2 separate regions of the Mus musculus genome follow, and region 1 is linked to region 2. The links are chromatin contacts, found by Hi-C or POLR2A ChIA-PET in ENCODE. All regions are on one chromosome and are shown on one strand. The core of a region is the stretch at or near the end of the contact, and the rest is flanking DNA. Distances in the headings are between cores, read along the strand shown. Region 1 holds the start of Slc30a5 (solute carrier family 30 (zinc transporter), member 5). Region 2 holds the start of Taf9 (TATA-box binding protein associated factor 9).

Region 1 (4,699 bases), core at 206-2,705, 180 kb after region 2:
GTAATAACCTACGATAGAAGGGCAACTCTGCCAAGCAAATAATACAGGTAAGTTGGCAAAGGATGTTTACCACGTTTAAACTATTTATACTCTCACTCTCCCCCCCCCCCCATCCTTGAACTGTTTGAGAGTAAATGAAGTATATCACATTTTACCCTTGTATTTCCTAAAAATATGGCAACTCTGCTATGAAATCTGGAGTTATCAACAGGAAATTTAACAAAGATCTGATACTTTAATCTGTCTCCATAGTCCAATTTTGTGACCTGACCTAGTCTTGTCCCTTCTATTACTTCCCTTTATTACCAAACCATAGCACTAGCCCCTTCTGCATCTAGCTGTTTTATGGTCACTGGTTGACACGTGACATGCTATAAATGAATTGCTGAAAATAGACAGAAAACCAAATGCATTCTGCAAATCCCGCAGTTGGTTTAAATTCTACTCGGCATATGGGTTCCACCCCCACCCCCCCAGACAAAAGTTAGCTGGTATCGCTGTAACCACGGTCTAAGAACCTTTTCAAAAACAATCACGAAATCTCATCGTACATACTGCTAACCAGTTTGAACGAAATTGTTGGGCTTTATTTAACACCACCTCAGAACTTAGGACAGGACCTAAGGGCACAACTGGCTAGAGGCTTTAGGAAAAGGAAAATAATTTAGGCTGGAGGAAAAGTAAAGAATTTCCACGCTACGAATCCCCGTACGGCATGAGTTTTGGGGGAGAGGGGGAACGTACATTTCGTACTATTAGAATAAGCCCCCACCTCTCCCCACAAAACCACGGCAACGAAAACTCGATGACAGGGTTGCATTTTTGCTGTGCTGTATACCCAAGTTCATCGGCTTGTACTTTGGTTTCTTCGCCTGAGACGGTGACACCTTGCGCATATCCTCTGGGCGAGCCGTGGGACAGGCTACGGAGCCCTGCGTTACTTAAGTGGCAGGGAGGGACATTCAGATCCTCTCTCTCTAGGGACTGGAACCTGGCAGGCAGTGCGTCCCGAGCCCAGACTCCCGCCCGCTCGCCGATCTCAAGCCACGGACCGCAGAGGTAGCCCGCGGGGTCCGAGCAAGGCGGGAAGCTTGTCCGCACCGCCGGCGGCCGTGGAATCCCACCTTACCGGGCGCTGGGCACGTCCACCGGCCCGAGGCCACCGCCGGGCCCGGGCCGCGCGTCCCCGCCGTACTTCTCCTCCATGCAGGCTCAGGAGCCGCTGCCCGCGCCGCGGGCTCTCCTCATGGCTCGCCGCCGCTGCGGAAGCGCGGGCGCAGGCGCGTCACTCCCCCATGTCAGCAGCGTCCTCGCAAGCTCGGCAGTCTCCGCCGCTAGCCCGGGCTCGGCAAGCAGGCACACGCACGCTGGGCGGGACTAGGCCGCGGGCTGTTCCGGCAGCGCCGTTCCCCGGAGGCCGTACGGGCAGGAACGTTACCGGGCCACGTCATCCGCCCCGGCAGCCCTCACTCCCGGGGGAGTGACCAATCCTGCGCCTGCGCGCTGGTGGACACGTGGCTTCGCTTCACTCAGGCTCCTCCCACCGCTGGGAAGGCTCCGCTCGACCCGCCCCCTCCTCGCGTCTTCAAGAGAAGCCCCTAAGAGGTCCCTGCAGCGCCACCTAAGGTCCATCTTGGCTACAGCGTGTTCTCCTCGCTCGAGGGATGGATGGATGGTCCCCTAGAAAATGCATATTTGTGTTAACAAACAGAGCTTAGCCCTTTGCTTCAGGGTTCTTCTTTCTTAAACGGCTTCACTTTGTAGCCCAGATAGACCTAGAACTCAGCATGTAGCCCAGGCTAGCCTCATAAACCTGGATGATGAATTTCAGGCGTGAGCCACATATAGGCGTTGCTAACTCAAGTGCATTAACGGTTTTTTTTTGTTTTTTTTTTTTTTTTTTTTCTAATGAGAAAGCTAAAAGTTTTTTGAAGTGCCTGTGACTCCCACAAAGAGATTATTATTTTTGGATTTCTGATGATACGATAACGCAGAGTGGGAGGCTAAAACAATGGAGAAAGGCAACTGCTTGTGGATTTAATTGTTGGGCAGGAGTACAGGCTAACCTGCTCAAGTGTGTGAGAGGGAACACAGAAGGAAGGGGCTACAGGTGTGCTATTGTAAACAATTTTATTCCCTTTCTAAAAATATTGATTTTCTTCAATCCTGTCTTTGAAATGATATTACTTAGTGTAGACATATCTATATAAAAGCTATTTTTTTACAGGTACCTGGGTCTCTATTGGTCTGAGTCTCAATAATTGTGGACATCTTGGTCAGCATGGTGGCGCATGCTTCTAATCCCAATTATAGCCAGAGGCAGTTTGAAGCCAGCCTGGTCTACATACTGAATTCTAAGCTAGCCAGGACTACAAGGTGAGATCCTGTCTCAAAAGGAACAAGAAAAGAAATAAACAATTGTAGTCACTTGACCTATCTGTTGTTTAGTTTTCCTCCCGTTCGTCGTTTGTTGTTGTTATATAGAGGCAAGGTCTTATGTAGCCTAGGCTGGCTTCCAACTTGATATATAGCTAAGGACGGACTGGAACTCTGGTCTCCCTGCTTCTGTCTTCCAAGTGCTGGCATTATAGGCACACACCCCCTTTCCGGAAAGTAGGAATAGTAATATCTATATTATAAAGCTGTTCAGAGGGAATGTGAGTGGCATTTAGTATTACTCAGTAAGTGTTAGCTATTATTACTGAGGGAGGTTTGGACTGGTGATTTGAAGGAGAAAGTGGGGTTTCCAGAAGGACAAATCATAATTAGTTGATACTATTCTACTGAATTTGAACACACACAAAGAGTCCAAGTGACATGTATGTGAGCAAGCTAGCAAAGGCTTTACCTTTAATCTGTGGTAGAGAGTAGTTAGCAAGCTGAGAGCAAGACTCAGCTGACAGTGTAACATGTTAAAGTCTGGAGGTTTTCCAAAGAGCATCTGATAAACAGGAAAGGCTGGCAAAGAGTTTGTGAGTCATTTCATATTGATAAATTAAAAGGAGAAGAAGAAGAAGAAGAAGAAGGAGAAGAAGAAGAAGAAGAAGAAGAAGTAGTAACAGAAGCAGAAGAAGAAGTAACAGAAGCAGAAGAAGAAGTAACAGAAGCAGAAGCAGAAGAAACAAGGAACAAACCTTTTAGTTAGACTGGTGGCAAGTGCCTGTGCTCTTCCCAGCACAGGGAAAGCCTCAGGGTTTAAAAGATTGCCTGGAGAGGGGGTGGGGGGGTGGGAGGGGAGGAGAAGGGAAGGGAAGAAGAAAGAGAAAACCTTAGGGGTTGACACTCTTACTTGAGACCTCAGTAAAGGTTTTTCACGCTACACGCCGAGCCGGGAGGCAGGTACAGTCTGGAGAAGCTACAGACGCACACATTCCTGTTTGAAGCAAGTAAAAGACTGACAATACAACATAGCCTCACTGCGACTGTTTTTAGTGTGTGTGTGTGTGTGTGTGTGTGTGTGTGTGTGTGTTTCATTGGGATCTTGTTGTTTTTTAAACTCATCATGTATATGGGTTTCTTTTCTGTTGTTATAAAACACCATGGCCTAGGTGCCCTCCAGAAGAAGGGGTATTCGGTTTATGCTTCCGTAGGGTCAGGAGCCTGTCATGGCAGGAACGGTGGCAGGAAATGGAGGACGAGGAACGGTGGCAGCAGGCAGAGTGGCAGGAAATGGAGGACGAGGGCTCACGTCTTCAACTACAAGCTTGAAGCACAGAGAGCAAGCCAGAAGTCGGCTTTTTAGCCTCAAACGTCTTCCCATCCCTAGCGACATACTTCTTTCAGCAAGGTCACTCCTCCTAAACCTACCCAAGCATCACCACGAGCTGGGGACCAAGAGCTCCAGTGTATGAGCCTGTGGGGAACATTTTTAAAAATTGATTTTATGTAGAGGAGTGTCTCGCTTACGAGTGTGCATACCATGTGCATGCCTGGTGCCTAAAGAGGTCAGACGAGAAGGCCAGTTCCCCAGGATCTGAAGGTGTAGATTGCTGTGGGCCTCCATGTGGCTGTTGAGTTGTAGATTGCTGTGAACCCCTGTCTGTGTACTCCACGGGAGCAGTAAACCTTCTTACCTACGGAACCATCTCTCCAACCCTGGGGGCATCAACCGCAGGAGACTTCATAGTATTATGTTTATTTATTGTTATCTTCACATCTGGGAGCAACTGTTGGCGTAGAGTGATTGGGTCAGGTGAGGAGGCCCAACAAAATCGAAGGTTTTTGAAGAGGTATTTTAAATTTTTATTTTTGAAAATTTGCCTGTGTCTATGAGCTGGTTGGTTTTTGTTTTTGATTTTGATCATATTGACATGAACTAGGGTCACCTGGGCGGGGGGGCGAGATAATCTCAGTGGAAGAATTGCTTTTATTAGACTGGCCAGTAGGCAAGTCTGTGGGCTATTTTCTAAGTGATCGCTGTAGGAGAATCGTACCCATCAGTCGTGGGTGGCATTAGAAGGCCAGCTAAGCAAGCCCTGGGGAACAAGTTAGTAAGCAGTGCTCCTTTTCCTTCGTGCCTCTGCTTCCGGTCCTACCTGTGCTCCACTCAACGATGGACTGTATGCACACTGTAAGCTAAACCCTTCAAGTTGCTTTGGGTCTGAGTGCTTCATCACAGCAGAAGGGAAGCAAAGGGTACAGCGCCTGAAGTTTGTATGTGCAGCACATGCGTGTGTGCCCTCGAGGGGGCTAGAGGAGG
Region 2 (4,951 bases), core at 165-2,664:
TCAGATAATCTATCTATGATGGTATAATATAAATAAAAGCTGTTCATAAAAACTCAATGATGGGGCTGGAGAGATGGCTCAGCGGTTAAGAACACTCACTGACTGCTCTTCCGAAGGTTCTGAGTTCAAATCCCAGCAACCACATGGTGGCTCACAACCATCTGTAACAAGATCTGACACCCTCTTCTGGAGTGTCTAAAGACAGCTACAGTGTACTTACATATAATAAATAAATAAATCTTAAAAAAAAAAACTCAACGATGAATGAAACAGAAAAACCATATATTTGTGCACTTACCTTTTATTATAAAGAAAAACTAATCCCATATAAACATTTTTATTTTTATGCTGAAAATTGTATTTCATGTCATGCTACCAAGTACTGTGGATTTACAATTTAAGGGGGAAAAAATGAAATGAGACTCATTAGTCACTTTGGATAAATGTATATATTGGAAGGTGCACCCATCTATTTTAGAGTTGTAGGTACACACAAGCCCACACGCTGAAAACTTTGGCACCCAATAAAACAAATCATCTTCTCCTATCTAATTTAGGATTATGGCCTGACCTTTCAAAGGGACACAAAAACGTCTGCTTAAGAAATTATAGTTGTCGAAATGAAAGATGCTCAATGATCAGGGCTCTTTGAAAACAAGACTGACAGTCACCTCCTTCGATAAACAAACAACCGTCTCTGATGATATCAGGCTCGGGAAACGCGCCGGAGATAACGAGAACTTCAACACTACCCCTAGCCTATCCACCTCCACCTCACACACTGCACAGGGGACAGGGACACAAAGCTCACACGTCAGTCCTTAGGTGTTTCTGCAATCACCAGTGAGCGGAGCTGACACCTCGCACCATGGCTCCAGGCCAGGGCTCCTCACCTACATCCTACACCAGTCCAGACTGGAGGGCGGGCCGGGAAGGACACAGCCCAGGTATGCGTGAAGACACAGCTGACCTCACGCCTCTGGGATATTAATAAATCAAGCGGAAGCCGCGGCGTCCTTACTTTCCGGGAGCTGCGTCCCCTCGCGGGCGGAAAAAAGCGGAGAACCGGGGCTGTACTTCGCCACCCAGCCCTCCCGGCTCAGCCGCAGGCTGTTGGAGGGCCCGCCTCCTGGGGACCTTCCTCACGGACGGCGCTTCCGCGACGCAGCCAGAGGGGAGGGGCCGGCAAGCGAGCAAGGGACGTAGGCGTCCAGCGCACTGCCTGACCCGAAACGCAGGCGGGTCTCGGGGCCCGGCTTCCCACCATTAGATGGAAGCGTAGGACCCGAGGCCAGCGGAGTTCCTGGTGCGTGCCGAGGTAGGGTCTGAGTGCGTGCGAGCCCGGCGGAGGGCCTCGAGGGAACCTAGCCGCGTACAGGCGCACGAGACCGCCCCTCCGCACGCACGCCCGCCCTTTCCGGTTCCTCCCTGGCAAGCGCGTCGGGGCGGGCGCGTGAGCGGAGGCTTTGGCTGCAGGGGAAGGAGGACTATGAAGCTTCCGAATATCCTGCTCACCGGTTAGGGCGCGCAACGGGGTCGGGTCGGGCCGGGCCGGGGTTTGCCGAGGGCTGTGAGGTCCCGGGGGCGCTCCGCAGGCCGCGCGGCGTGCCGTGTCGGCTGGCGCGTCAGGACCCGGCGCTCGCGACCGTTGGGGTGGGGGGCGGGGGAAGCGGCGGAGGCGGCGGTTCGGTTGGTCAGACGCCGCGCCGAGGAGAGGGAGAGCGGCAGGCCGGCTCCTGCTCTCCCGCTGCCCCGTCGCTCCGCCGGACGCTTGGCCTTTGTCAATCTGGTATCTTTGCCTGGAGAACGGGCTGCTGAGCCTTTGTCGCGGTCGGGCTTGGGGTTTTTAAAAATCGAGGTGCGGTGAGGCAGTTTTTAGCCGTTAGGAGATGTGGTGATGGTGGGTACCCCAGTCTTTGGGCCTTCTTGGTCGTCACCTTCTTATTTTATTTTTTATTTTTAGATACCCCTTTGCTTTTGAGAAACACTTCCCGAAAGGTTTCTGTAGATGATTTTTGGGATGCTTGTGAAGAGACGTGACTAATGAACTGTTACTTTGTTCGGTTCGCGCCACGGGCTTTGTTGTTGTTTCAGTGTTAAGGTTTCTGAGCGTTTGTGGTGATCTGGAGCTGATCGTGGGTGGGACGTTTCGGAGCTTTAATAAGAAAGGTTAAGTTGTAGCGTTTAGTAGCGTCATAGGCCAGTTGTACAAAGATGGGATGGATATAGATAAAGATGCCATCACTTTACTGAAAAAAGTTCAGCTGCTGTTTTGTCAGGTAACGAATCAGGTGAGGTTGTTGTCTGTCTTAGCTCTGCAGGCTTTAGCTTTGAGATTCCTTAGGAACATTTTACAATATCTGATTTGCATGGCCAGACAGTTTCTTGGGGCTTTCAGATTCTGAAGCCAGTAGGCTGCAGAGAATGCTGTAGATCAGTTGGTAGACTACTCACTAGTAGGCAGGAAGCCCTGGAATCAGGTCCCCAGAACAACATAGACTAGATGGGGTGGCATATGTCTGTTATTCCAATACTAGGGAGGATGAGAAGTCAAAGGCCAACCTAGAACCGTGCCGGTTGGCGGGAGGGGGGAAAGCAGTGGGGAGGGACGGACAAGAGTTACATCATAAGAACTCTGTAGATCTGAATGGGAGTGTTGAATACAGAAAGGGTTCACGAGCGCTGAGTAAGAGTTGGGATTGATGTGTTCTTACAGTGGAAGTATATTTTTTTTGACTATAGAGACATGATTTTTCAGGATTTCTTACAATGTTCAAGTTGACATAAGTTTGAACATTATGCATTTGATTGTCTTAAGGGTATTAGCTATAAGCAGGGCAGTGGTGGCACAAGCCTTTAATCCCAGCACTTGGGAGGCAGAGGCAGGCGGATTTCTGAGTTCGAGGCCAGCCTGGTCTACAGAGTGAGTTCCAGGACAGTCAGGGCTACACAGAGAAACCCTGTCTCGAAAAAAAACAAAAACAGGGGGAAGTGGAGGGTATTAGCTGTAAAAGGAGAAAAGCAAACTATGTATAGTGTCATTTATAAGGGTATCTATGCTGTGTGGATATATACAGTGTGTATGTATACACTTACTTAAATACACACCAAGTATCCCTTAGATACACACAAACACATAGAAAGTTAAGTAAGAAACTGGTTTAAAGTAGCTCCCTCTGGGGAAGGTATTTCTGTTAGGGGAAATGGTAGTAATGGTATTGCTCATACTAAACTTTTTTTCCATTGAATTTTTTTTTTTAAGATTTATTTATTATATGTAAGTACACTGTAGCTGTCTTCAGACACCCCAGAAGAGGGCATCAGATCTTATTAAGGATGGTTGTGAGCCACCATGTGGTTGCTGGGATTTGAACTCACGACCTTTGGAAGAGCAGTTGGTGCTCTCAACTGCTGAGCCATCTCTCCAGCCCCATTGAATGTTTTTTTGGGGGGTGGGGGTTTGTTTGGTTTTTTTGTTTGTTTGTTTGTTTTGGTTTTGGTTTGGTTTGGTTTTGGTTTTTCGAGACAGGGTTTCTCTGTGTAGCCCTGGCTGTCCTGGAACTCACTCTGTAGACCAGGATGGCCTCGAACTCAGAAATCCACCTGCCTCTGCCTCCCCAGTGCTGGGATTAAAGGCGTGCGCCACCATGCCCGGCCCATTGAATGTTTTTTAAGCTTTTTATTAACGCAATAAGTGATAATAGTGTATTTGAGGTGCCTAATTTTTTTGTTTTGTTTTTTTGTTTGTTTGTTTTTTTAAGACCGGGTTTCTCTGTATAGCTCAAGCTGTCTTGGAACTTACTTTGTAGACCAGGCTGGCCTTGAACTCAGAAATCCGCCTGCCTCTGCCTCCCGAGTGCTGTGATTAAAGGCATGGGCCACCACGCCCGGCAAGGTGTCTAATTTTATGCTGGGAATTTTGTTGTTGGCAGGCAGAATTGGCATCAAAATTGCTGCAGTCCTATCCCTGGAGATTAGGATATAGACACTAGTAGACAGTAATTTCTGGAGAATTTTTTGGTTGGTTGGTTTGGTTTGGTTTTGAGATAGGGCTTTCCTATGTGGCCCTGGCTGTCCTGACACTGTGTAGCCTAGTCTGGTCTTGAAGCCCCAGAGACTCTCACCTGCCTCTGCCCCAAGTGCTGGGATTAAAGACGTACACCACCATACCAGGCTTTATATCAGTTAAGAACCTTAAGGGCAGAAGATGGCTGACAAATAAGTAGTATTTGAACAGTATTTTTCTGTGTCTAATCTTACAGGTACACCAGGGGTTGGAAAAACCACACTAGGCAAAGAACTTGCATCAAGATCAGGCCTGAAGTACGTTAACGTGGGAGATCTAGCTCGAGAAGGTAAGGGTCACTTTGATGTTGCGTTTTTGTTTTTAAGTCAGGTAATAGAGTGTTAGTCCTGCTAAGTGTTGCTAGAGGTCCAGAAAGCAGAAGGATCCTGGTAGTAAGCAGTTCTGTTGTGCTAGGGACCTGAGAAAGAAAAAGTGTCACATGTATAGCAGATAGTAGCATCACATGGTTATTTTGGACATTTTCCCTTCCCTAACCCAAAATAACTAGAATTGTTGCAAAGAGTAATAATTAGGAGAGTTTCTGTTAGGAGACTCGATAGATAAGATCTGAATATGAAGAAGAGGGAAAATGCTGTGTTCAGCAGACACAAAGGTTTGAGTGATTTTAAATGACTATACGAGACATACTGATCTCTCAGGAAGGACAGGTTACTGTGAACTCAAACCATTAGAACATGACTATGTTATTTTTTAAAAATCATTTTGACAGTTGCATGCCCAGACTCATTGCATATAAAGTGTGGTAGTTTTACTTATTTTATCCTGTTTTCCCCTAATCTTTTATTATTTAACTTATTTGTGTCATCCTTTTTATAGTCTACATTCAGAGAAGGAATTTAGTATTTAACCAAAGGGAGGTTTAAA

Evidence for each region. Hi-C counts contacts between places; a loop is a spot of excess contacts on that map. ChIA-PET counts read pairs that join two places held with the same protein, here RNA polymerase II (POLR2A).
Region 1: a map of heart shows a loop between it and region 2 (3-fold over the local background). The contact joins the promoter of Slc30a5 here to the promoter of Taf9 in region 2. A Hi-C loop is called at or near these places in 1 of 37 maps with a recorded cell type or tissue (heart). POLR2A ChIA-PET finds 5 or more read pairs at or near these places in 1 of 5 experiments (Patski).

Annotation. Positions count from the first base shown.
Region 1 is chr13:100,831,972-100,836,670 of GRCm38, forward strand. Slc30a5 (solute carrier family 30 (zinc transporter), member 5) reads right to left here and starts at 1,456. Exons shown (of 16, transcript NM_022885.2): 1 at 1,130-1,456. The coding sequence starts at 1,206.
Region 2 is chr13:100,649,929-100,654,879 of GRCm38, forward strand. It overlaps Taf9 (TATA-box binding protein associated factor 9), which reads left to right and starts at 1,415. Exons shown (of 3, transcript NM_027139.5): 1 at 1,415-1,517; 2 at 4,263-4,355. It overlaps Rad17 (RAD17 checkpoint clamp loader component), which reads right to left and starts at 1,133. Exons shown (of 17, transcript NM_001044371.2): 1 at 1,022-1,133. It overlaps Ak6 (adenylate kinase 6), which reads left to right and starts at 1,415. Exons shown (of 5, transcript NM_027592.3): 1 at 1,415-1,517; 2 at 4,263-4,355. The coding sequence starts at 1,490.